3 separate regions of the Mus musculus genome follow, and regions 2 and 3 are each linked to region 1. The links are chromatin loops, found by intact Hi-C in ENCODE. Cell type or tissue: heart. All regions are shown on one strand.

Region 1 (8,000 bases):
TGAGTAGAGTGTGTGTGGCCCTACGAGGACTTGGAGGGGTAAGAGCTGGGGACTGAAGTGAAGGAAAAATAGAAAGGAGTCAGGACAAGGGGATATGGGGCTTAAGGATAACACGGGAGAAGCACAGGCACACGGGGCTTGAATTGGGGTAGCAAGTGTGCTGGGTTCCCAGAGTTGGTGTGGTGGGGTTGTGTGTGTGGGGGGTGATATTAGACTGAATGTAGTCCAAGGCCCACCTGTGCCCTTCAGTGCTGCAGGTAGCTTAGAGGGCCCTGGATGGATCAGCATCTCCAGAAGCTAACCAGACAGAAAGATGGAATGGTAAGGCGCTGTCATCCCATGCCTGTTTGGATTTTTCTAAGACCCCCTGGAACCTGAGTTTGGCAATAGTGAAAGCGCTCAGCCTGTGTTTCTTCTCCGCAAGCTCTGGCCCTGTCCTGTCCTTTAGATTGCCCAACTCACATCCAGCTCTGACGTCCTTGCTAGGAAATCCAAGGTGCTGGCTAGAGTTGTAACCCAGAAGGAGATCCAGTGTTAACTGAAACACACAGACACAGAACCGGCCGATAACAACGCGGGCACAACACTCACCATGTATATTTGTCTTTACACTGAACTGAGGCTTCCTGAGCCAAACGCTGGCATTTAGCTGTAGAGGTAGAGTTGGAAGGGGGTGGGTGGGGAGATGATGCTTGGGGTTAGAGGACGCCTTCCCAGATGGATGCTTGTGTCCCAAGACAATTGTCCACCAGCTTAAACGACAAGCCCCAGACAGCTCTGAACGGAGTGTCCTCGGGCTGGTTTTACATGCCTTTGCTTGCTGGAGGGATCAAGCGGCTTGTGTTAGCCAAGCATGGCAGGGCAAGCCTAGAATTCCACTGCTTGAAAGGGGCGGGCAAAGGCTGATCTGTCCAGTGACTTTGGTTGGAACCAGCCTGGCTACTCAAGAGCCTGTCTCAAACAGATACACAAAGGCTCACATTTCCAAGAGGGGCATGAGTGCAGGGGTTGACCTGTGTCGACAGGAGTTTAACCTTGGCTTTGCTTTCAGATAGCAACCCTGAGGTACCTTTTCCCAGGGGGATCGTCTCAGGAGGCCAATCTGAGGTCTGCAGCCTGAAGCTCAAGTGTCTCTGATCGTACGAGTTTTAGGAGTTCCCTCCACTGTGCTACATAATGCTGGATACTTGCTGTGGTGGATTTGGTTTAATGCTTGTATTATGTTAAATGGGTTCCCAAAATTGCAGGAGGACCTGCATCTAAAACCCTGAGGATTCCTGCCCTCGTTTGGTTTTCATTGGTGAATAAAATGGCCAGCGGCCAATGGCTGGGCAGGGAGACAGACATGGGACTTTAGGATTTGAGGGCAAAGGGACAGAGAGGGGACTGAGAACCGCTGTGTCGGGAAAGGAGAGAGACCAGGCCCGAGGCTGCAGGAGGGAGAGCACAGCAATCATGGAAGAGCCGGCAAGAGCGGCCCCAGCCCCTGCCCCCATTGCAAAGATTGGAATATAGATTTTAGTAAGTGGCCAACTGTCTCCACTTACTTGCTTGGGATTAGAGGACAGCCCAGGCGTATTGGAGGGGAGAGTGTCAGCCACATGGAAGTTTGGAAATGTCCCAGCCATTTGAGTGGGATTAATCGCCTACCACGACAACTTACAATTCACATTCACATAAGGTGGGGCTAAGAGTCTTGAAGTAAATGAAATGGGAGCACGTTGGCTTCCGCAGATGATCTAGATTCATCCTCCCGCATGTGCTCTCCGTCCCCTGCTCCCGGGGAGCTGCGGCTGAGCACTGTGCACTGACTCTGGGACCAGTCCGGAGCTCACAAGGAGCCTGCTTTTCCCACATTGGATTCGTGAGAGTGAGGGTAAAAAGAATCTGCAGAGACTACCTACCGTACATCCCTGACCTTGGCGCATGCTCCTTGAAGCTCTGAGTATCGTCCTCACTGCTTACTCGCACATGTCTGTTTTGGTGACTCCAGGTCACAGTCCCAGCAGGAGGTGGACCAACTCTATTCAGTTCTAGATAGGCAATGTTCTCAGTCTGTCCCAGGTGGTTTGAAAATGACCTGGAGGAGTTGTAAGTTCTCTGGGCATAGCAGCTGGGACCTTGGCATTGTGCCCTGGTGTCAGTCATGTATCAGAACATGCATGTGACCATATTTTATCCCCTCTGAAGAGCTGCTGTGGTCATCCCTGCCTGTATGAGAAACTGTGGATCAGGATACCTAACTGATTTCACATGCACACAGCTGTCACCTGGCAGGGTGGAGATTTGAAACCAAAGCTGGTTTGCTGTAAGTCTGATTTTTTTTCTTCCTTTCACCCTGTGTTCTGTTTCACACATGTAGATCTAGTCAGGTCTGCAGAATTATCTTGATAAAAAAAGCCATAACCCCCCTCTCTCCTTTTTCCTCCTGCCTCCTTATTCTATTTTATTTTGAGACAGATTCTCATATAGACCAGGGTGGCCTTGAACTTGTTATGTAGCCAAGGCCAACCTTGAACTCCAGACTCTCCTGGCTCCACTACCCTGCTGCCAGGATTCTAAGCCTCCTAGTGGCCACCTTCCTAACTGCGTCGCTGGATCTATGGCTGTGAAGGAGCAGTGTTTTGATTCCACAAGGTGTTCCTTAAGCATGTTTATCCTTTCTTTCCCCCACTGTCAGTCGGTGCCAGCTTTGCCACCTCCTCTGCATGGTTCCCATTGCTCTGAGCTCCAGCTCTTTGAGGACTCCGAGCAGGCAGCATCTCACTCGAATGTACGGACATCTTCCATGTTTGACCCTAGACTTCAGGCTTTCTGGTTTAGAGACTATGTGATGTGTGCCCATCACAAATCACATCGTGTACAACACGACAGGCCACTTACACATTAAGGTGTAAGGTGAGGTACCCCGGACGTGATTTCTCAAAAGAAGTGTTTAGCACGTCTTTGCCATAACAAATGAGGCTCATTGTTGCGCTCTTGGCATTCAGGAGTAGTTCATTTTGGTCCTCTCCAAACTGCTTTGGGTTTGCGCTAAGAAGCCCTGGCCCGGCTCTACCTCGGTAGCAATACTGCTTTTGTCCAGAAGATGGCGAGCAAAGCCAACAGGAAGGAACAAAGTTTATTAGCGCCTGGCGTGAGAGAGCAGTTAGCTCTTCTCATAAAAGAGACAGGGATGGAAAAACGATTTGCCAAGGTTTATAAAAATGCACTGAGGATAAGGACTGGCCTCGAAGGCAGGGTTTCTGGCTGACCTCTATGAAAGTCAGTAGTTTAGAAAGGGCAGCTGAAGTAGAAAGATCACAGCAGCTTGTGACTGGGTCGTTCTTCAAGAGCCTGCTTTAATACCTTCAGCAACTTCTCTCTAAAGCAGAAACAGCCGGGGAGTATGAGCAGGCCAGGGCACCATCCTCCTCTGAGACGCTCACTGGCTTTGGAAATCAGTCCTAATTTCGTGCTCCTTGGTTAACTCTCTAGTCTACCGGAAGCTTCCAGGGGCTTCATGGTCATGTTTGCACGGGTCTTTAAACTGAACAGAGGTTGGGAAAGACATACTGATTTGAGCTGACTAGAAAGAGGTAATAGATCGATGGGGGAGGTTCCAGTCGGGTGGGAATTTGCCAAATAGCATTTTTTAAAAAGAAGCTGAGGAGGCCAGCCAAAGCTCTAGCTTCAAAGTCAGAGTAATACAAAGTAAGGTCAGCCAGGGCAAGGGTGTGACCCTGGGAAGGGGTAAAATACCTCCCCGAGTTTTACAGAGACAGATTTCTAAAACTATAGCCACCTCCCCCCAGCCCCCATTTTCTTGTGACCTAAATCCTCCCCTGAAGCGGAGCTGGGCTCTAGGCCAGGGTGTCAGTCACGGACAAAGGCGTCCTGTTTCGAAGGTCTGGCCACTGTGTTTGCCTGTAGGGGCCAACAAACGCTGTAGGCCTCCCCCAGCCGATAACATAGAAATCCGCAGAGTTCCTCCCAGGACACTCGCAACACTGCCCCCTCAGGTTTCTCCAGCACGGTGACAGAGCTGTGTCCATAAGGCCGCTTGATTCTGGTTGATTGTATGGTGGCTGCTAGGTTGTTCTTCCTCCAGCTGACTCCATTCTGGCTCTGTTTGTTTTTCCTAGCTGACTGGAAAGCCTTTTTCTCAGGGTTTTTTTGGACCAAGAGTGAATGACATCCCAATGTGGCCTGTCCTCTTTCTCTCTCTCTGCCTATTTTATCCTCTTGCTTCCCAGAACTTTGGTACATCTCTGCCTTTGTCATTGAAGCTGAAGTGGCAGAGGACATTGCCGGGCTGGGGACCCATTGCTGAGCACAAGAGGGAAGATGGACCGTTCAGCTTAGTAGGAAGTTTCTGCTCCTGTGGAATAGAGATGCTGACATCTGCCCGTGATCTGGTCACAGAGAATGCAGAGACAGCACAAATGGCAAATGGGTGTACATTGAGGGAAGGGTGTACATTGAGGGAAGGGTGAGAGAATGGGGTGAATGAGTGTATGTCAGGTGGGAAGAGGGGGGACAGAGGCACAATGACGGGCGTCTGTGAGACATCTCCAGGTGTCAGGAGGCGCAGCCTTCCGCTTACACGAGAGCTGCATGTGTACATTTGGGCGAGCACTGTGAGGAGCGGTATCAGGAGCCGCTGTGAGAGTGGTGACAGAGCTCCGGCCATTGCCCTTGAGGGAGCAACTACTTGGCTGTGTGGAAATAAGCATTAGGAGAATTAATGTGGCTTAAAGTAGAGAGGAATGGAAAAATCCAGGGGGAAGGGAACCGTGAGTTCTGGGCTACAGTGGATGATAGGGAGACTAAGAAGGTACCAGGGGACAGATGTCAACCACATCCTGCAGGAAAAAAAAAATGACACAGGGCCCTGAGAGATGAGGAGGACTATGGATTGAGGAAGACATAGAGGGTCATGCCTGTGTGTGGGTGTTGTCTAGGAAGTCACAGCCTGCTGTGGCCAGAAGGCTCGGCTCTTAGGTGACCACAGAGGGACCTTATTCATGTGGTTACTGGTGTAAGGAGGGAAGTGGAGCCCATAGGCAGATGCGACCTTCTGTGGCTTCCTCTCACACTCTGGGCTCTTGTTCCTTCAGTAGTTACCCCTTAGCCTGACTGCACCCTTGGCTCAGCCTCAGTTGCCAACCTGCTTAGCTCTGATCACAGCCTGGGACACAGCTCTCTTGGCTACACTTCGAGGAAGGCAGGTGTTCTGTCCCTCAGTGCCAGGGCTCAGCTGTTTTGAAGGTGGGAAGGGAATGTGGCCCTGTTTGGAAGGCTCTGTTTAGGAAGTGAGACCAGGAGCTTTGTCAGAGAAGGGGAGATGGGTGGGGTGGGGTGGGGGAGAATTTTCTGGAAGTTTCTTCTAGTCTGGGCTCTTTGAGGCAGCTGCTTATATGATGGATGGCGACATTTATTTACTGCAGTTTTCTAGGGGTCACAGATCCCAAACAGATGTCCAATGCCCTGCAGGGAACACTGGTGGCATTGTGAGGGGGACATTTTTATTCTAAGTGAGTCACAGAGGCAGGGGAAGACAATGAGTCAACTGGGAACTGGCAGGAGATAGGTGTAAGGGCCATGGAGGAGTCGGGGGCGGGGTAAAATCAGCCCAGCCTGGCGCTCACTAGGACTTCCTCTCTGCCGCTCTCGTTTGTCAGCTGTGTGGTGAGGTCTCTGCACTGCAGCTTCTCCAAGCTCCTTTAGTGTGGTGTTGGCCGTCCACCTTCTATTTATGCTGGGTCCTCAGCCTGGTGTGGAGTTCAGGCATCAGATCGGGGAGGGGCCATAAAGACTGTCCTCTCAGGACAGGGCAGTCCCAGAGCTGACAAATTTGAATGTGTGAATAGGATTCTGGACTTCTAGTCTAGCCTCGAGTTCTTTTCTAGCTCTTATCAAGTTAAGAAAAGGCTTTGAAAAGAGTATCCAAGGCAAACATTTCAAATATTATAAAAAGCAATGGAATCCTTCTCTTAAAGGATATTTTATATGGAACGGAGAGAAGGCAGATAAAACACATCTGTCTGGGTAGCAGGTTTAGAGTATACGCAGCAGACTTGATGCCTGCCCGACTCCCAGGCTCCTCCACAGAGCCTCTGAGCAGGGTAGTCCACACCCAAGGGCCAGATGAGCTAAAGGCAGGCGTAGAGACTCTAGATTCCACGTTCCTATGGAAAGTCCTCTAGAAGCGAGAGCCAGGGAAGTCTCCCGTGTCTGCTACAAGACTGGTTGAAGACAGCAAACATGTGTCCATCAAACATCACAGCATGGCCACTATGGAAGGACCCTCTCTGCACCACCAGACATTTCTTTCAGCACTTAATATTAGCAAAAGCTCACACTGTTGTTTCTCAACTCTTTGTTCTAGAACGTCAAGGCTAGACTTTCCTCTCTGCTTTTCCAGATTGAGTTGCTGATCACAGACTGGCACTTCCCTCGCAGGTCAAGGTTCCTCTGCGTGTCTCCCTGCCCCTAGGATGCTGGACTGAAGGTGAAGTCTGAAGGCGGATAGACGGGAAGCCCTCTACGTGCTGGCTCTTTCAGGAGTACTCGCATTTCTGGGTGTGGATGTCTCTAGAACAGGGACCCAGTGCCAGCCCTTGTTCTATGAGTATCATGGCATAACAGTGGTTCTTGGTGTCCCTTTGATTCTGGGGCTGCACATTTGACAACATTCACTGTCATTTCCATTACAGCCAGGATGGCAGGTTTGTTTGGATCTGATGGTCATTTCTGATGGCCCAGCCTACCACACCCATCGCTAATCTGTAAATACCTAACTCTACAGGACAATGTAAAGGCCACAAGCACTCGTGTTCCTGACCCAGGTCAGCTTCCTCAGGAAGTAGGATGCTTGGATTGTCCTTCCGTTCCTTACGGAAGAGACTTCGGTTTCAGAACTTCGGTCCCCATGCCCATGACAGTGATAACCTCACTCCCCCATCACTATTGGGGCTCTTGAGCATCTGCATGGCTCCTGCCCCTCTCAATGACTAACGTCTATTTCAGGATTTGGAATCCATCCTCCCCGTATTACAGTCTCCTCACAGTTGCCATGGGGAGCAATAGCAGAAGTTCCCTGCCATGACAAAGTCATGGCTGCAGTCGAGGCATGTGGAAATGAGACAAGGTCCCGGGTGGGGTGCTTCACGTGCGAGGAAGGACAGAGCACCTCAGCTTTGCAGTAGGAGATGTGTCTAGGCAGACGGGCAGTAGCAACCTTTAACAGCATGGCCCTTCAAGAAGACTGCATAGACTCGAGACTGCTGATGTGGAATATGGAAGGGTGGCAGCTAGGGCTGAGACAACTTCATAGGGTCTCTACAAAGGGCCTGGCACTGCTGCTCAAGGGAAGTTACACACACATACACACACACACACACACACACACACACAAATATATGTATATATGCATACATATATATTTATATGTGCGTTTCGATATATAAAAATTATATTTATCTATATAATAATTTATATGTATATTTATATAATATTTATATATTGTATATAATATAAATTATATAATATAAACTATAATATAAATATGTAAATTATATAATATAACATAATATAATATAAATATATTTGTATATAATATGTTATATATTTAACATATGTATTGAAATATATAATATATACTTCTTTCATACAATATACTCTGATTATGCTTTTCCCTTACCCAGCTCCTTGCATATCCTCCCTGGCTTTCCAACTCTACACCCTTTCTCTCTGTTACTGTAGAAAATGAACAAGAACAAAAAACAGCAAATAACATTCTCTTGTGTCTCTCTGTCTCTTTCTTTCTCACATACATACACATACACATGCACACACACACATACACATAGACATACATCTCTCATACATACACACACACACACACACATGCACACACACACATACACATAGACATACATCTCTCATACACACACACACACACACACACACACACACACCATATACAAACACTAAACAAGAAACAATAATACACAAGT
Region 2 (8,000 bases), 410 kb after region 1:
TGTTTGCTTGATATTTCTTTGAGGCAATCTTCGTAAGGGTCACCTCAAACTTTCTCTCCTCCTGCCTCAGCTTCCAAGTGTTAGATTTATAGGCCTGTGCCCAAGGTGATACATCTTATGTTCATGTTATCATAATCACATGTGAAAATAAAGAAGAGAATAATCACGCCTGCCTTGTCGTAGCATGTGAAGAGGGCCAGCTGAGCAGAAGCCTATGACGGCGACTCCAGTTCAGGCAAATGGCTTCCTTACATGCAAAGAAGCTAGCTGACGTGATGTGACAGTATCTAGACTAAGGGGCAGCACTCCTCCCTGCTCCTCCCTATCTTCCCTGCCTATCTATCCTGGACACAGGAGCAAAGTGAACTCTATAAGCATGCATTTCATTCTAGAGTGGGTCCTTGCCTCAAGACCTGAGTGATTGATCTCTTCATCAGGCCTGATTGATATGAAATCATGTGGCCCTTCTACTTGCATTTCCAACACCCCCCCACACACACACACACACAGACATGCCCCTCCGTCCTCCCCAGGAGGCAAAGATTACCACTCAATGACTTTAAATACTGACCCTCCTATCAGAGTCTCCATGAGCCCTTGGTCGCTTGCAGGCCACAGGACCCCTGAGTGTGTAAACTGGCTAAAGCAAGAGAAATGGCATTGCTTCCCAGCACCCTCACTCAGGATGCTCTTCAGCACCAAGGAGATGTGCTTCCTCCAGTCGCCATCACTACATAAGCCACTGTGTCACACAAAGCCCAAAGCATCCATGTAGACTCACTTCACCTAATCCTAGAAAACACTACCTACCCTAGCACTACTGCTTAGAGTCTTCTCCTGGCAAGTGTGTACCACAGAGTCCCTGAGGGCTGCTAATCCAAACCAACTAGAGGTGTGGAATATCTCAGGCTTTTGTTTTCCAGAAACAGCCAGAAAATGGGCCAAAAGCCCTCCAACTCCTCCCAGGCCCTTGGACCTCCAGCATCATGTGGTCTAGCAGGACCATGGCCTACCCCTCAGGTTGCTTTCTCTGCTCTCTCAGACTTGCCTGATTATTCATTAGATTTGCCATCTCTCTGCTGATCATCTTGCTTTCCCATTTTTTTCTTTAGGGTTTACTGTTCTGCTAAAAGTCAAAACAAACATTAGAGTTCCTTGAAACTACAAATTCTCTCCTATGTTGTCAACACTTGCTCTGGGAAGCTCTCCCCATGCCCACAGAGATGATTAAGTCACATTCGAAAAACATCTCCAGTTGCTTTTTAAGGATTTTCCATGCTGCCCGTTCCCCAGGGCTGGAGGGAGACTGGCCAGCGGAGATCCTGTAGAAGCTCAGCCCCGCTTCCCCAGTTTCCTTCACAGCAAAGTCCTCCTGGATTTGGCTTCCCAGGCCTGGCAGGAAATGCCAGAGGGTGGGGGACGGGTACAGTGTGCACAACTGCAAGTTTTAAAGAGGCAATGCCACGGGTGAAACCGGCCAGGTCAGGTTTTGTGGGATCCAGTTGGAAAGGATGGATTTGTAATGGCAGTGATAAAGTACAAACACACGAAATCTCAAAGGGCTTGGGATTTTTAATTTTCTGTTAACCACAAAATCAAAATAAATCTACCTCCTGGGAGCTCTCTGAGCGCCAGCAGCCAATGAAACAGGCAGAGTCCGTAAAAGCAGCTCCTGCACGGGGCTCTAGCCTGGAGCAGGAGGGCCATGCCTTTGAGAGCCGAGCGGGGCACCACAGCCCCCTAAAGAGGGTCCCAGCGCTGCCATGTCCCTTTCTCTCAGCAAGAATTTGTTTTGCTTATTTTCTCAGTATGCACCCCCCCCCCCCCTTCTCCTCTTTCTCGTGTCATCTGTCCACAGAGAAACAGGAAACAGGAGCTGTGAAGTCTAGTGTGGGAGAATGCCAAATGAAATCTAGAAAGAACTTCGGAGCCATCTCTAGGTGCCCGCCTTCCTCCCAATGCTAACCCTATCTCAAAGGCCAGCTCTGTAGCTTCCCTCGCCCGATTCAGGTTCTCTAGAAGCTAAAAAACACAGCAGGGTCTCAAGTCTAGCACAAGGTCAGAATCTGATGGGTATGTATGTATTTGTGGTTTGATTGACTGGCCTATCTGATCATTCTCATTAGCGCTGGGTTCTGGGATCATTTCACTTGTTTCTTATCTTCCAGAGTCTGCGGAAGAAGACTACAGCACATCACCAAGGACAGAACAGCTTAGAAGAGAGAAACCTTAAGTCCTTATTTGAATTTAGCTTGGTCCTTCAGCAGGCTGCTGCTGGCAAACTTAACTGGGCCATTATGGTTGTTACCAATGGCTCTGCATGGCCATCCTTGCTGGATGCCAGAAAAGGCACAGGACCTTACTTTACCCTCTCCCAAGCTCTCCCAGCCAACCTGTACATGGCACCCAGTTTAAAGTTCTGCATAATCGACCAGGACGCTCTCAAGGCAGCTTCCAGAAGAGCTATTCCTCCCTGTATACTAAAACCTGAGTCTGTTAGTGACTTTTCTAATTGCTGTAACTAGACAGCATGACCAAGGCAACCTAAGAACAAAGAGTTTCTTTGTACTTATGGTTCCAGAGGGGTGGAGTCCATGATGGTGTAGCAAAGACATGGCGGTGGAAGCAACAAGCTGAGGGCTCAGCTCTTGAGCAGCATGCAAAAAGCAAAGAGAGCACATTAGGAATGGTGGGAAGCATCTGAAGTCCAAAGCCCACTCCCAGTGACACAGTTCCCCCAACAAAGCTGCATCTCTTGAGTCTCCTCAAACACTGCCACCAACTGGAGGCCAACATTCAAGTAGCTGAGCCCGGAGGGGTCCTGCTCATTCAAACCACCACACTGGGGCTCAGCCCAAACCAACTTCACACCCACTGTTGCTTTGCCCGTTCTAATGAAGGATGAGGCAAAAATCTTAATAGGATTGAAACAGATATTTGTGGGTTTGAATCATATATGAAAATCTCAGTCAAAACCACAACAGTATGGTGGCTGAGGAATGGTACTTTTTCAGGAAAAACAACATCCAAGCAAGGTTGAAAACTGAGCACGGATTGAGGCTGTCCTTTCTGCTTCCACTCCATCTCACCCTTCAAAAGCACCGCTGCCCCGCTAGACCTGAGAGCAGCAGCTCCCAGCTCTTCTTGGTGTGAATGCCACGGAAACACTAAGGATTTCTTAGTGCTAATTTACTGCAGATGTTAGTATGAGCCCCAAGTCCTGACCCCAGTCACCCAGTCATCCTTCCTCAGGCAAATCTGTGTCCCGCTGATAACCCCACACCCAGCACCTACTTCAAGGCAGGCATGAGATTCTAAGTTCAATTCCCAATACCCACCACACACGCGCGCGCACACACACACACAACTGTTGGTTCTCTGAAACAATTTTTTCAATGATACAAAGAAAAAAGTAGACTAAGTGGTTTTGTTGTTATTGCTTTTAAGACAAAACTTAAAACTACTGAATGTAAGCCCATGTGAAAAGAACCACAGACAATAAAGACATATCACACCTGATACTTTTCTCTTTGATCTTGAATTAAGTTCTAAATGAGTTAGATATGGTGGCTCGTGCCTATAATGCCAGGACTTAATAGGTGGAGGCAGGACTGTCCCGAGTTCCAGGCTAGTAATGAACTGAACTTCAGAATGGGGCCCCATCTCAAAACCAAAACCACAGTAGCCAAGCTGTAGTGGGAGAACAACGCCAAACCCATCTCTGCACTTGTTCTGCCACACTGGACTCTGCATTTGTACACAAACATGAACTCACACTAATCTGTTTGGTGTTACACAACACAAGTTTGAAAGAGAAATGACTTAGCCACCAATCTGAGGCTTCTCAGAAAAGAAACAGATTTTTATGAAGCAGGGTCTCTGAGGACAGTTTCATAGAGAAAGCAACCCTGGTGTTCCTGAAAAATAAGCCGCAGAGTGGCCAGGCCCTTTCAGGTGGTTCTCATTTCTGATGCCATCAGAAGGAGAGGAAAACTTTCCTAGATCAGTGTTGCTTACTGATGTCATGCGTGGGTTGATGGGGGAGAGTCGGGACCAAAATAATTGGGCAACTGTGGATTAAACTAAGGTAATCTTTCTTGGTACGCTGCAGGACTCTTCCGGGACTCCAGTGAGCTAATGTGACCTGAGACTACTGGATGGGAGCTCAGGCCACAGAGTCTCCCATTCCTAAAGCTCCTCAGACAAGCAGGGTTCTCAGAAACTGCCTCAGGGGTAAGGGTGGGGGCTGGAGCAAAGAGGCTGTCAAGTTTCTGATGGCAGGAACGGGGTCTTGTTCACCAGGACCTAGCATATAGAACACATGTATGCGTGTGCACATGCGCACACACATACACACACATACACACACACACACACACACACACACACACACACACACACACACACGAGCACCTACATACATGTCACCCTTCACTGTCTAGGACCCAGTCTGGATTGCCTTCTAAAGCACACAAATACTACAGATTCACAATGCATCCTAGAAGACTTTCTCCCATACGCATTTCCAAAAAGGAAAATAAAATAAGAATTTTTATGAAGAACATGTGCTGTTTCTGTAAGAATAATACCAAATCAGATGGGTGTGGGTGTGTGCTACAATGTCCATACACACACTCATCCTTTACTGCCACCTGCTGGCAGCCAGGTAACTTTTATATGGTTGGATTTCACTGTGGAATTCCAAGCATTTGTTTAGATTCAACATCTCCTATGACATCACACAAGGTAGAAGGATGAAGGTAGCTTTTGCTTTTTTTTTTTTTCTTCTTTTGAGCTGAAGCAGCCTAGAAGCAATCTTACTGTTGATTGAAAAGAGCTGGAACCGGGTTTACACCGCATCTGTTGGTTTTTCCAATGAGTCAACACTGGGGTTGACCATTTGGCTTTGAGTTGCCACAATCTGAAAGTGCACTATCGATCTTTCATCCCTGCACAGACACACATATGGTGTTCAATCGAACGCCTATCTCTGCAAGGGTAAAATCCACTCCACCACACTAAGTCTTGGAGAGAGGTACGCAGACGGTCAAAAGTGGTTTCTGATAGCTTAGATTCTGTGTGTTAGATGCCACGATACTACCCAAGAGGTCAGCTGGCCAGCCCCTTCTTAAGCATACCTTGGTCTGGAAGCAGCAATAGAGTTGGGTTAGATAAGGGTGTTTCCGAGCCAGAGCCAAAATCCTCTTCTCTGTCATTGTGCAGTCCACATCATCGTCTTGTAGGATAACGTCCTTCTTCAAGACCTTCACAGCGTAGACTTCATCTTTGCCTTTGAGTTCCGCCAACATGACCTGCAACCAGTTTTAACACATCTGGTCAGTCTTCACACCCACAGAACCAAATGATGTCAAATATCTAAGTGTCAATTGTTTCTTTCTTTCATTTTTAATGAAGATGTTTAGGAAGCTAACATTTTAAACGTTTAGGGAAACTACCTAAGGGGTTTTTTTTTTTTAAATCTCTGGCACAGTGCTCAGGTAAGAGAAGTTTAATGCACAGGGGCTAATTATTCATATCTTCATCTCCACTAGTGATACTGTAATTATCAGAGAACAAATGTAGCGTGCTTCCTATCTCTCCCTTGTATCTTTCTCTTCTCGCCTTTTCCCTCTTTCTTCATTTCTTTTGACAGTTCCCACTATGTAGCCCATGTTGGTCTTGAACTCATGACACTTCTGTTTCATCCAAATGCTAAAATATTAGGTGTGCCCCACCATACCACACACACATACAGACTTTCAGAAGAAGCAATATGTTATATGTATTTTCCTATAAAGTCTTCATCTCTATCATGATTGCTGGTACTCAGTTCAAAGTAAATACACTATAATTGATTCTGCTATCTCCTTCATATTAGAAACAAGTTATACCCAATTAAGTTCTATATAAGTTGCGCTGAGTGCTTTTGGACACAATTTAAAATTTTGTTTGGCATTATATCCTTGAAATAGATAGTTTTAGAACTAAAGGGTTGAACATTTTACACACTTCCCGATTTTTAAAAAAAGACTTGTTTATTTACTTATATAAGTACATGTCTTCAGACACACCAGGAGAGGGCATCGGATCCCATTACAGATGGTTGTGAGCCACCACGTGGTTGCTCAGGACCTCTAGAAGAGCAGACAGTGCCCCTAACTGCTGAGCCATCTCTGCAGCCCACATTTCCTGGTTTTTAAGAGGGCTACTTCAGAGAATAGCGTCTCTGAGCATGGGGCCGCTTTCACCTTCCCCTTCTGTTGGCTTGCTTCCTCTTCCTTGACAAACGGGAGACATTACCCTGACTCTGCTTTCAACTTGCAGTCTACCTTCCTGGGAGATTTATTTTCCAGTCGATTCTCTTTGTGGGAGAGTTTTCTCCTCTGTCTAGTTATTTGGGGTTGTTACTTCTAAGTCGGTACACATAAGAGACATAAAGACAAACCTCTTGCTCTCCGCACTGGCCCTCCCTTGCCTGCTTCATGACAAGCTGCTGCTATCTTTTCTTACTGAACATAACCTCTTTATCTGTGTGTACTTAATCGTGCCCTGTGTTTGCCTTTACAGTTTTATCCACAGTGCTGCAGGTAAAGACACAATTCCTTCCCCTGAGGGCTTATGGGGAGTCTGTTTTCTTGGCATTTGCCTATCAGTTGGCGTTTTCATTTATCTCCAAATAGTTGCAGGTCATTCTCCTTCCTGGGAACTTTGAAGAATGCTATTCCAATGTTGCCGTCAAAGTAAACCGAACATAACCCAAGGAACTTGAGAGGGTGCGGATTCTGTCACCTACAAAATACAGCCTATGTAAAACGGGCTCCAAGCTGCTTGCGATGGTGTGATTTTGCCTAAGAAGCCAGCTAAGCGCTCAGAGTCTTCAGGACCCCTATCCTGTCTACCTTACGTGCAGACCTGGGAGTTCTGAGCATGCTCAGTTCCCTAGAATCCTGCTCAGATTCAGACCTAGCCCTGCTCATAGCCTAAGCCAGAGCCACACGTAAACCAGAGGCCTGGGGTCTGTTTCTTATTAAGCTAGTTTTTAAAGAATGTGATCGATTCAGCAGTTGCCATCTGAGGAAATTTCAGTAACCTCCCTGCCAGGTGATCTCGGGACAGATAGGGCAGGTGAGTGCCTGCAGAGGCAGGCCCTGTGCCTGAGGGCTTCACGGAGCCTTCCCTCAGAATGGCCTTGGAATGGTGAATTAGGCCTTTCACTCCTGGCTGCTTCCCAGAGCCCAGCACAAATGAGAGAACCTAACTGCTACACCAGGCACGGTATTAAGACAGACAAGGAGACAGATAGACAGATATCTGAAATGCCCCTCATTTTTCTGGGCTCTTTGCATTTTGCCAGGACCATCACTGGTGGGCACAGCCCCACAAGGCATAGAGTGCAGCAGAGATCTGGGGGAAATGCCCTCAAGGGCAAAGGCCCGGATCCACTACACAATTATCCAGCTCTCCTCTCACGTGGAGAAGAAGAGCAGAATGGTTAGCAAGCACCAGGAAAATCAGTTAAGGACATTCAGCTTCCAGAGTCCTACACAGCAAGGTTTGCTCTGAACCTGGAGTCCACCAAGGACAGACGCTCAGAGCTCATGCTTAAGGTTTTCCTACTGAGAAAGCGGGATTTCACATGGCTCTCTGCACAAAGGAAGAAATGTGCACATGGAGTTGACAGTTGGGAAGAAGGGACATGCTAACACATGAAACTGCTCAGTGTGGTCCCTCCCTCCCTCCCTCCCTCCCTCCCTCCCTCCCTCCCTCTTTGCCTCTTTTCCCCATTTGATAAGTGAGAACTACTGAATCCTACGGTGATGCCCACAGACCTTGCCAAAGCTGCCTTTGCCCAACACCTTGATGAAGTTGAACTCATCCAGCCCCAAGCGCTTGGCCTGGCCTGGCCGGACTTCCCCGTTCTCTCCGGGGCTTGCCAGCTGGCCATCGGTGGCCGACGACGCTCGGTGCTCCTCTCCTCGGTTGTCAAATGACAAGGCCTT
Region 3 (8,000 bases), 150 kb after region 1:
AAGTAGCCTGTTTTCAGTTCAGGCTTTCATCCCTGCAAAATTGCCTAATCACACCAGGCAACAATCTAGTAGCTGTGGAATGTCCTCTACTTCACAAAGCAACTTGCTACATCCAGGAACCAGGAGGGTGCTTGCATTGGTTTTATTTTATACCTCGAGTAGTAGGGTTTGTTGGGGTCTTTTGTTGTTGTTGTTGTTTGTTTGGTTTTTGTTTTTTGTTTTCCCCTAACTGAAATAAAGGAAAGGTACTCAACCAATGGATTCCGATTCCCCAAAGTTTTTAACTACCAAGAGCAGCGCCACTGACTGGTTGACATCTCTCCTGCCTCAGCTCAGAACAAGGCTCTTGCAATTATCTAGGAAAGTAAACCTCTGTCTTGAAGGTTCAGGGGTCTGGTGGTGGTGGTGGTGGAGGTATGGTGATGGTGAGCTGCACTAATCCTTTGGAAATCCTCAGTGGCAAGAGGCATGCCATGGCGGGGGTGGGGGGGGTGGGGGGGTGGGGGGGATGGGGTGGGAGGCTCTGCTGTTCACATGCTAACTGATTGTAATGAACCAACTTTCTGATTCTTATCAGCACTAATTTTCCTTGTACCGAGAGGGATTATTTTACCTTCCTTGAGCCTTATCCAGAAAGAGAAAATATGTTTATGGCTTTCATACTTGCTTATAAAATAATCTTCAAGCCTCACAATAAAACTGAAAAAAACAACAACAACAAAAAACCAAAACAACAACAAAAAACCAAAAAAAAAAAAAAAAACCCAAAAAACAAAACAAAACAAAAAAACCAAAACTCTAAGAAAGTCATCTTTAGTACAGTTTAAATGCCAGGCTGATAGTGTCGTACAGCACTGCTCTACCAGGTTAGACTGTTGTCAAATGTTGAAGGAACACTAGTTAGGAGATAAGCTTCACTCAAGAAGCCCAGCCAGCATTGTCTCCTCGGCTGGGAAAACTGATGGACCTTGGGTTTATTTTAACAGAGGAACAATTAAATCTGCTGCCATCAGAAGCCAGCCACAGTTAGAAAACTTGAAGGTCCAGCTATCTCCAATTCCTTGCCCATCTTTGCCCTGGCACCAAATACCAGAAGCACTCCTGAAAGGTACTTGGACCCAGAGTCTAGCTTTGTGCCTGGACTTGGATTCCTGGCCACCCAAAGACCTCACTTCCATTTATCTTAATTGTTCTACAAATCCCCACTTGAGAGCATCCACACTTGGCTCTTCCTAGAATCAGGAATCCTGCTGGGTTGATGAGAACTCCAAGAGAGCTTGCTGTGGCTCCCCCAGTCTGCTAACCAGCCAACAAATAAAAGACTGGCTCCTGACTATCATGAAGGAATATATCCACCCACACAAGGATGTTTGGGACTAAAACAAGCCTTCTGGCCTCTGGAAGGGCTGTTTCCAGAAGGAACCATACAAATGCTCAGTTATGCCCTGGAGAAGAACCGGCCCTTGAACCACTAGTGGGTGGTATCACCAATCCGGGAACCCTTGCTGCTCACATTGATTTCCTGAAGCGCTCTGGAAAGCTCTGGGCAGCCATTTAAGGGACATTAACTTTTGATGCCCTGCTTCACAATTTTCAACTACATATTGATGCCCCCAAGAAGTCAGTCAATTTAACCAGAATCTCAAAACCACTATCCTAACAGGCTTTGGAAGTCTGAACCTACACTGAACCTACACTGCTTGCCCTGTTTTTTGGACACACACACACACACACACCCTGCGGGCCTGGCTACCACTGGGGCACTGCACTACAGGCCGAAGATTCCTAGGAGGTTCACAGTCTGTGTCACACTGGTTCTTAAAGTGGCCGCTGTTGTGGATAATTTGTAGTGTCATTATGCAACGTTCTTCTAGGCTCTGACTATACTCCCTGCCAGCCCTCGGCAAAGAGTCTCTGCAAGCTGGGTATGGAAATAGCTTTCCCCACTGATCCCTGACTCTCCCAAGGATTGATAGACCTAAGAGCAAGATGACACTTGACACTGATTACTGTCAGGTCTCATCTCGGACAAACGCGACAGTCACCCATAGACAAGGCAGTAATAAAGTGTTCAATAAGTGCTCCTGGCTACTCTGCTGTCCAACTTCGCGGTTTTGATGGTTTGTGATTACCCTCTGGCTGGTTTTACAGTTTGAGCTAGAATCTTAGTCTTTTTTTTTCTCTCTCTCTCTCTTGCTTCTCCTTCTCTACCCTCAAAGTACACAGAACCTCAGAGTTGTTTGGTGGGCGATAATGGGGAATCTAGAACCGGACTCAATACCTTCCCCCTCTAGAGATCCGCCAGCGCAGGGCGCGGGCGCCGGGCCAGGACGGGTGCGATTCGCTGGAGTTTATCAACTCCTTATCGGTGCCCTGAGGTGGGAGCTGCAGCTTTCGACCAGAGGATACACAGTTCCTGGCTCATGTCCCTAAGTGGAAGCCCAAACAAAAAGCCCGTTTGCTCGGGGCTGGGTCCTCACCGCCAGTCTTTTCCAGTCTGGCCACGGATCTCTGGCAGCTCGCGCCATTCTGCGGTCACGCGTACCATTCCGGACACCCCAGCTAAGTCGCCACGGAGCGCAGTGCTGGAAGCTCTAACCCACGGCACGCACCGATCGAAACAGGAGCAAAGTGCCAGGCGGCCAGCTATAAACTTTTGCAGGCGACGAGAATGTACCCAGGTCTGCGGCGGGGTCACAGTGTGTTCCCACCTCAGCTCCTAGAGCTGGGTGTCAAGTCACCAGATGCGGGGCGGATTGAAGGAGGCTCGAGGGCAGCGCGAGTTGCCCCGAGTTGCCTCTCACCCAGTGCCGAAAGGTTCGCGAGGACAAACCTTCGTGGCTGCCCTTCGTCTTAAGAATCAGACACTCGGAGCCGCCGGGTGTCACGGTCTTCTCTCTGCACACTAGAGCACCTGCCCCCGCAGGGCAATCCAGGTCACTCACTCCCCACTCTCTGCCGGAGTCTAGGTGTAGGGTAAGGTTAAGGGGGTTGAACAAACTTGGGTGCCGTCTGGAGCAGGACCCTTGACAGTGTTCCGGCTTCTCGGTCAGGGCGCACCCCAGAGTTGCGCTTTGCCCTCTGTTCCATGCTAGTTTGGGGCGCAAAGCCCGCATAGGAACGCTCTCGGAAAGACCTAGAGGGTCTTAGGAAAAGAAAGGCGTGTCTACTGCTCCAGCATGGAAACCCTAAGAGTCGAGGGCATCAGCCCAGAAACATTTCAAAACACTCGCTAGGGAAGCTTGGTGCTCCAGGGACGACAGACTTTGGAAGGCGCCGCGGAAGCACCCCTGACCTCCAGGGCCATCTCTCCGTGTCTCAAGGTCTCGGAACTATCCGCTTTGCAACTCTACTGCGACACCGCAGCTCCTTGTCCCTAAAGGCATCACCGACTCGCTTACTCAAAGCCCCTCAACAGCGGTCCTCCAGCCTCCGAGAACTCTCGCACCCCTCTCCCGACTGCCCCGGGTCGCGCCCGCCACGCGCAGTTCCGCCAATGCCTGGGACCAAGTCGGTCGCCAGCTTTGACTCCCGCTTACCTTTTTTTCTCCTTGTCAGCTGTCATTGTCGCCGTGGCCCTCCGAGACCCGGAGCACCTGGGTTCCTTAACCCCGTAGGGGCTGCAGCCGCTCTCTTTGCTGTGGCCCTCCGCAGCTCTCTGTCGCCCGGGCAGGTGTGAAAGGTCTTTAGTGCTCGCAGGTCCGAGAGTCCCGCTCAATCAGGTGGAAGTTTGCAGAGGGCTGGCTAGGTGCGGAGGAGGAGGAGGGAGGAGGGGGGTGACGGGGAGGAACCTGCAGGAGGAGGCGGGGCCGGGGAAAGGAGTGGGAGGAGGTTGTAAGACGCCAAAAGAGAGAGAGAGCAGCGACAAGGGACCTGGAGTTCCGTTTAGCCCCGAACAGGAGTCACTTTTCTGGGATCTGACAAATCAAAACCAACCAACCAAAAAAGAAAAAGAAAAAAAGAAAAAGAAAAAAAGAAAAAAAAATGGCTCGAAGAGAGCAAGTTGGAAAAAAATCCGGGGGCAAGCGAGTGCGGCCGCTGAGATGACCATACAGTCTCAGGACACTGCCGAGGATTGTACGGCCGCCTCAGGAGAGCTGGAGCGGAGCGCTGCGGACTCCGGAGCTGTACACCGGCCGCTCTCGAATGTCCGGCCTCCTCGGCTGTCAGCCCACTTTAAAAACTCGGACGGCCCGCCCGCGGGAGGGCGCGAGGGGCGCGGGAGTGGGACATCGGGCTGGGGGCGGGCCGGGGGCGGGGCTCCAGAGAAGCCCCGCCCCGCACGCTGGCTGCCTGCCCCGACTTCCCACCGTGTCCCGGCCAATAGGGAGGCGCGGCCACAGCCTCTGCCCTGACCCCGTCCCTCCCCTTTCTCTGGAGCTGCGCTCCTCGGGCGCCCGCCTGCCCTTCCTCCTCCTTCCGCAGAACTGCGACTTGTTTTTGAGGTCGCTGGTGGCGAGTAACTATATGGGACTCCAAATGGAAGCGCAGTTAGCGCAGGACTGAGTAATGGCGGGGATCTGCTACCCAAGTTCGGAGTATGCCTTTGCGCCAGTGTCCTTTCAGCCTCACTTTTCCCCTAAGAGCTAGGCTAGGGCAGGAGCGCTGGGTCGGAGATCGCGAGCGCAGCTAGGGCGTGCAGCGAGCGCCCAGCCAACCCCCCCCCCCCCCGCTTCCGGGTGCTGCTATAGTCCCCTAAACCATCCACTTGGCTCCCTTCGGCCGGCGGTAATGATCCCCAGGACCCTGTCGGCTCTTGTTCTTGTCTGCCTTGGAGGTGCGCTCTCTTTGGCCAAACTGACCTTGACTTCTGAGTCCCGAGTGGCAGAAAGTTGTGGGAGAAACTGGGACAAAAATGATCTAGGGTTGCTCCTGCCTGTGTCTTCCTCAACCGGTTTGTGGGTTTTGAGGTGCTCGTGGTAGACTGTTAGGTTTAAGTGTATGCCTGAGAGGAGAGCCTTGGAGCTCCCTCAGGCCTCTGCCCGCTCTCAATACCCCAGTATCACCGTGGGCTCCCCAGAGAGTTCCTGAGTGTGATGTTGGGATGTGTTGATAGCGTGTTCCCAAATCACTGGATGTGCTCTTCCGGGGTTCGAAGGATACAGCCAACTGCAGGACGTGGTGTTATGAAGTCTCCTCTTCCCTAGGCAGTCAGAGGGTTCTTTGGCCTTTCCACCTGTGAGATGCCCACTCCTGCTTTGATCTTAGACACTTTCCCATTTCCTACTTCTGCAGGAAAATCTCCAGAAGGAAGAAGGGCAGCCATGGATTTTTGAAGGCTAGGGAAAGAGCCAACGGGCTCCATAGTTGTGAATTGCGGAGAAAGCACGGTCCCTCAAATTGGGCTGCCCTGGTATCTAAAGTTTGTGCTTCCCGAACTATTCTTAAACACAAGTTTCCTAGTAAAATTATAACCAGAGACTGTGTGTGTGACTGTGTCTTGGGGTGGGGGCGATTTTTAAGTTTGTTTAAGCATGAAGAAGGTGGATACTTTTTGAAAGTCTTGGGGAGGTATCTGAAAGAATGAGTGCTTGAGCACTTGGAAATCAGTTGACACACCTGAGGGTGATTTCAAAGACCAGACCCTTTTCACTCTTGGAGGCTGGTGGATGATTTCCTATGACATTTCTACATCCAGACACCCTGGGTCTTAATAATAAGAAATTCAAATTGGTAGACACAGTAGTAATAAAATATAAACATATTTTGTTTGCTTTATTTTATATATTCTCTTGAGATTGGAATGGAGGGAGGGAGGGAGGGAGGGAGGGAGGGAGGGAGGGAGGGAAAGACCAGACAATAAAAAACCTTAAGCACTTCGACAGCTTCAAGGCCCCAGACATTGTTTTTCACCAGAGCTTCTGCTGGATTTGAGCTGTACTTGACAGGTGACTGGGCGATACCTGTAACCCGCAGGGAACATTTCAATAGCCTTGAGGTTATGAAATTCGTTTGAGAAGTTTTTGATTTTTAAGAGGAAAGATAAGGGCCCTGGATTCAATCCCTAATTCACAGTTACTTCTAAAGTAGGGGTTCTGGTCGGACATACTGGCTCACACCCTTAATCCCAGCATTCAAGAGGCAGAGGCAGGCAGACCGCAGAGTTCCAGTCCTGAGGGAAAACAATTTTTGCATAACATCAAGACCGGAGATGCTTGACCACGCCAAGTCCCGACTGCAACCAGTTGTCCTGGCGTGGAAATCAGCATCAGAATACACAGCGCAAGACCATCCCCCAACACGGGCCAGCCTGGGTTACAAAAAAAAAAAAAAAAAAAAAAAAAAAGTTCCTAGTCAGCCAGGGTTATACAGGGAAACCCACTTTGGGGGAGATGGAGGGGAGAGGTGTAAGAGGTCACTCAAGAATACTTCAACTTTCCCTATGTTAGTTGCATCCCCTCTTCCTAACCTACAAATTAAGTGCGCCTCGAAGATTCCCAGGACTAGACACAGACTTGCATAGAGCAGAGCCAGGTGGCCTAAAGACCTCTTAAGATGTCTTCCAGAGAAGACATGGTGTCAGCAGTCTTTGTAAGGAGCTGAGCATGTAAGCCAGACATAGACTTCTTTGAGGTCTTGGCCTCCATGGAAAACTAAAGGGGGGCAGCTCCGAATAAAGATGGTACGGTTTGGGAGGGGCTAAGACCTTAGCTTTACATGAGTGTCTCTGGAAGCATCTGTGTTAGGCTCACATAGCAGCAGAAGGCATCTTAAAGTCAAACTCTCATGCTGCTTAAAGCGGGGGAAGGGGGTACACAGATCACACATCTCCTAGAAAGTCTCCTCACCCGCGTGTCTCAGCCCTCTGAGGTACTGCAAAGACTGTGACATCAAAGGAATGTTTGCCTAGCTATTTTACTAAGAGATGAGACTGGCCAGGCACTGCTGGCCCACACCTTTAATCCCAGAACCTGAGAGGCAGAGACAGGCAGATCTCTGTGAGTTCTAGGCCAGCCTGGTCTACAGAGGGGGGTTCAGAACAGCCAGAGCTACACAGTGATACCTAGTCTCAAAAAAGGGGAGGAGGAGGGGGAGGTGAGCCCGAGACTTTAGTGCCCCTCCCATCTTTGTAGTGTATCCCATTAGAAGGATGTGCTATTGGTAATGGGTTAACCTCCAGAGCTACAGAAAGCTGGCACTTGGGATGCAGCAGAAAGGTGGGAGAAGGGTGACTCAGTAGTCCCCATCAGAGTGACAGGCATGGCCCCCGATATGGTTTGTAATCAGACTAGAGTGAGTAGGGCTCAGCAGAGTAAGCATGGAAGGCTGGGCTGTTGGTTTAGTGTTTGGTAAGCCTTCAGTTCTTTGTCACAATGGGATCAAGAAGAGGCAAGAGAGGGCCCTTAGAACTCAGAAATTGAAGGAGACACTCTAAATCATTAAAAACATGTACTTGCCACTGTTCTAGGGATATTCTGTCTCATGTAACACCACTCTGGTCTCCATCGACCAGTTATTTGGTGTGGGACTGTCAGGAACACGAGAGGTAGCGGAGAGGAAAGGCTATTTGAGAAAAGCCATTGCTCCTCCTTTCTGAGTCTCCCCCCCCCCCACCCCCTAGAGTTAATCTGCATTATCAACTTGATTGGATTTAGTATCACTTTGGAAACGCAGCTCTGGGCTTGACTCTGAGGGGGTTTCCAGACACAGTGATCCCAGATTGAATGAAAAGGAGGACGTGAGCTAAACACCTGTGTTCATCTCTCTGCTACCGCACTGCAGATGAACACAATGTAACAACCTGCTACTTGGTTCTCCCAGCGTATCAACAGCCATTCACGCCATTACACTACCCACAGCAGGTGGCTTGTGCCCTCAAACTATGTCCAAGTAAACCCATCCTGTCTTAAGTTGCTTTATCTTGTCACAATAACAAGAAAAGGCATACACACACACACACACACACACACACACACACACACACACACCACTTCCAAACGGAAGCCAACCCATTCTGTAACTTTACAAAACCTGTCTTGTAACTTCACTCTCTCACCCTG

The links. Hi-C counts contacts between places; a loop is a spot of excess contacts. Peaks named below come from ENCODE experiments on the same cell type or tissue, not always from the same donor. Only the 100,000 strongest peaks of a DNase experiment are listed, where the experiment ranks them.
Region 2: a loop joins it to region 1, with 6 times the contacts of the local background. A loop is called at or near these places in 38 of 42 quality-filtered maps.
Region 3: a loop joins it to region 1, with 2.5 times the contacts of the local background. A loop is called at or near these places in 11 of 42 quality-filtered maps.

Annotation. Positions count from the first base shown.
Region 1 is chr17:86,901,413-86,909,412 of GRCm38, reverse strand. No RefSeq gene overlaps it. Among named protein-coding and RNA genes, the nearest start is that of Tmem247, 12 kb to the left of the region's middle. In heart, CTCF peaks have their summits at 3,078 (motif pointing right) and 3,994; DNase peaks (open chromatin) are centred at 3,092 and 3,922; H3K4me3 peaks cover 294 bases; H3K27ac peaks cover 1,998 bases; H3K27me3 peaks cover 1,260 bases.
Region 2 is chr17:86,493,250-86,501,249 of GRCm38, reverse strand. Prkce (protein kinase C, epsilon) reads right to left here. Exons shown (of 15, transcript NM_011104.3): 9 at 7,830-8,000; 10 at 5,139-5,312. Among named protein-coding and RNA genes, the nearest start is that of Gm30284, 52 kb to the right of the region's middle. In heart, CTCF peaks have their summits at 4,657 (motif pointing left) and 6,059 (motif pointing right); DNase peaks (open chromatin) are centred at 1,379 and 6,179; H3K27ac peaks cover 2,350 bases.
Region 3 is chr17:86,749,848-86,757,847 of GRCm38, reverse strand. It overlaps Epas1 (endothelial PAS domain protein 1), which reads right to left and starts at 3,984. Exons shown (of 16, transcript NM_010137.3): 1 at 3,540-3,984. The coding sequence starts at 3,565. In heart, CTCF peaks have their summits at 1,468, 4,211 and 4,420; DNase peaks (open chromatin) are centred at 1,817, 2,427, 3,717, 4,267 and 2 weaker places; H3K4me3 peaks cover 3,961 bases; H3K27ac peaks cover 3,063 bases; H3K27me3 peaks cover 1,460 bases.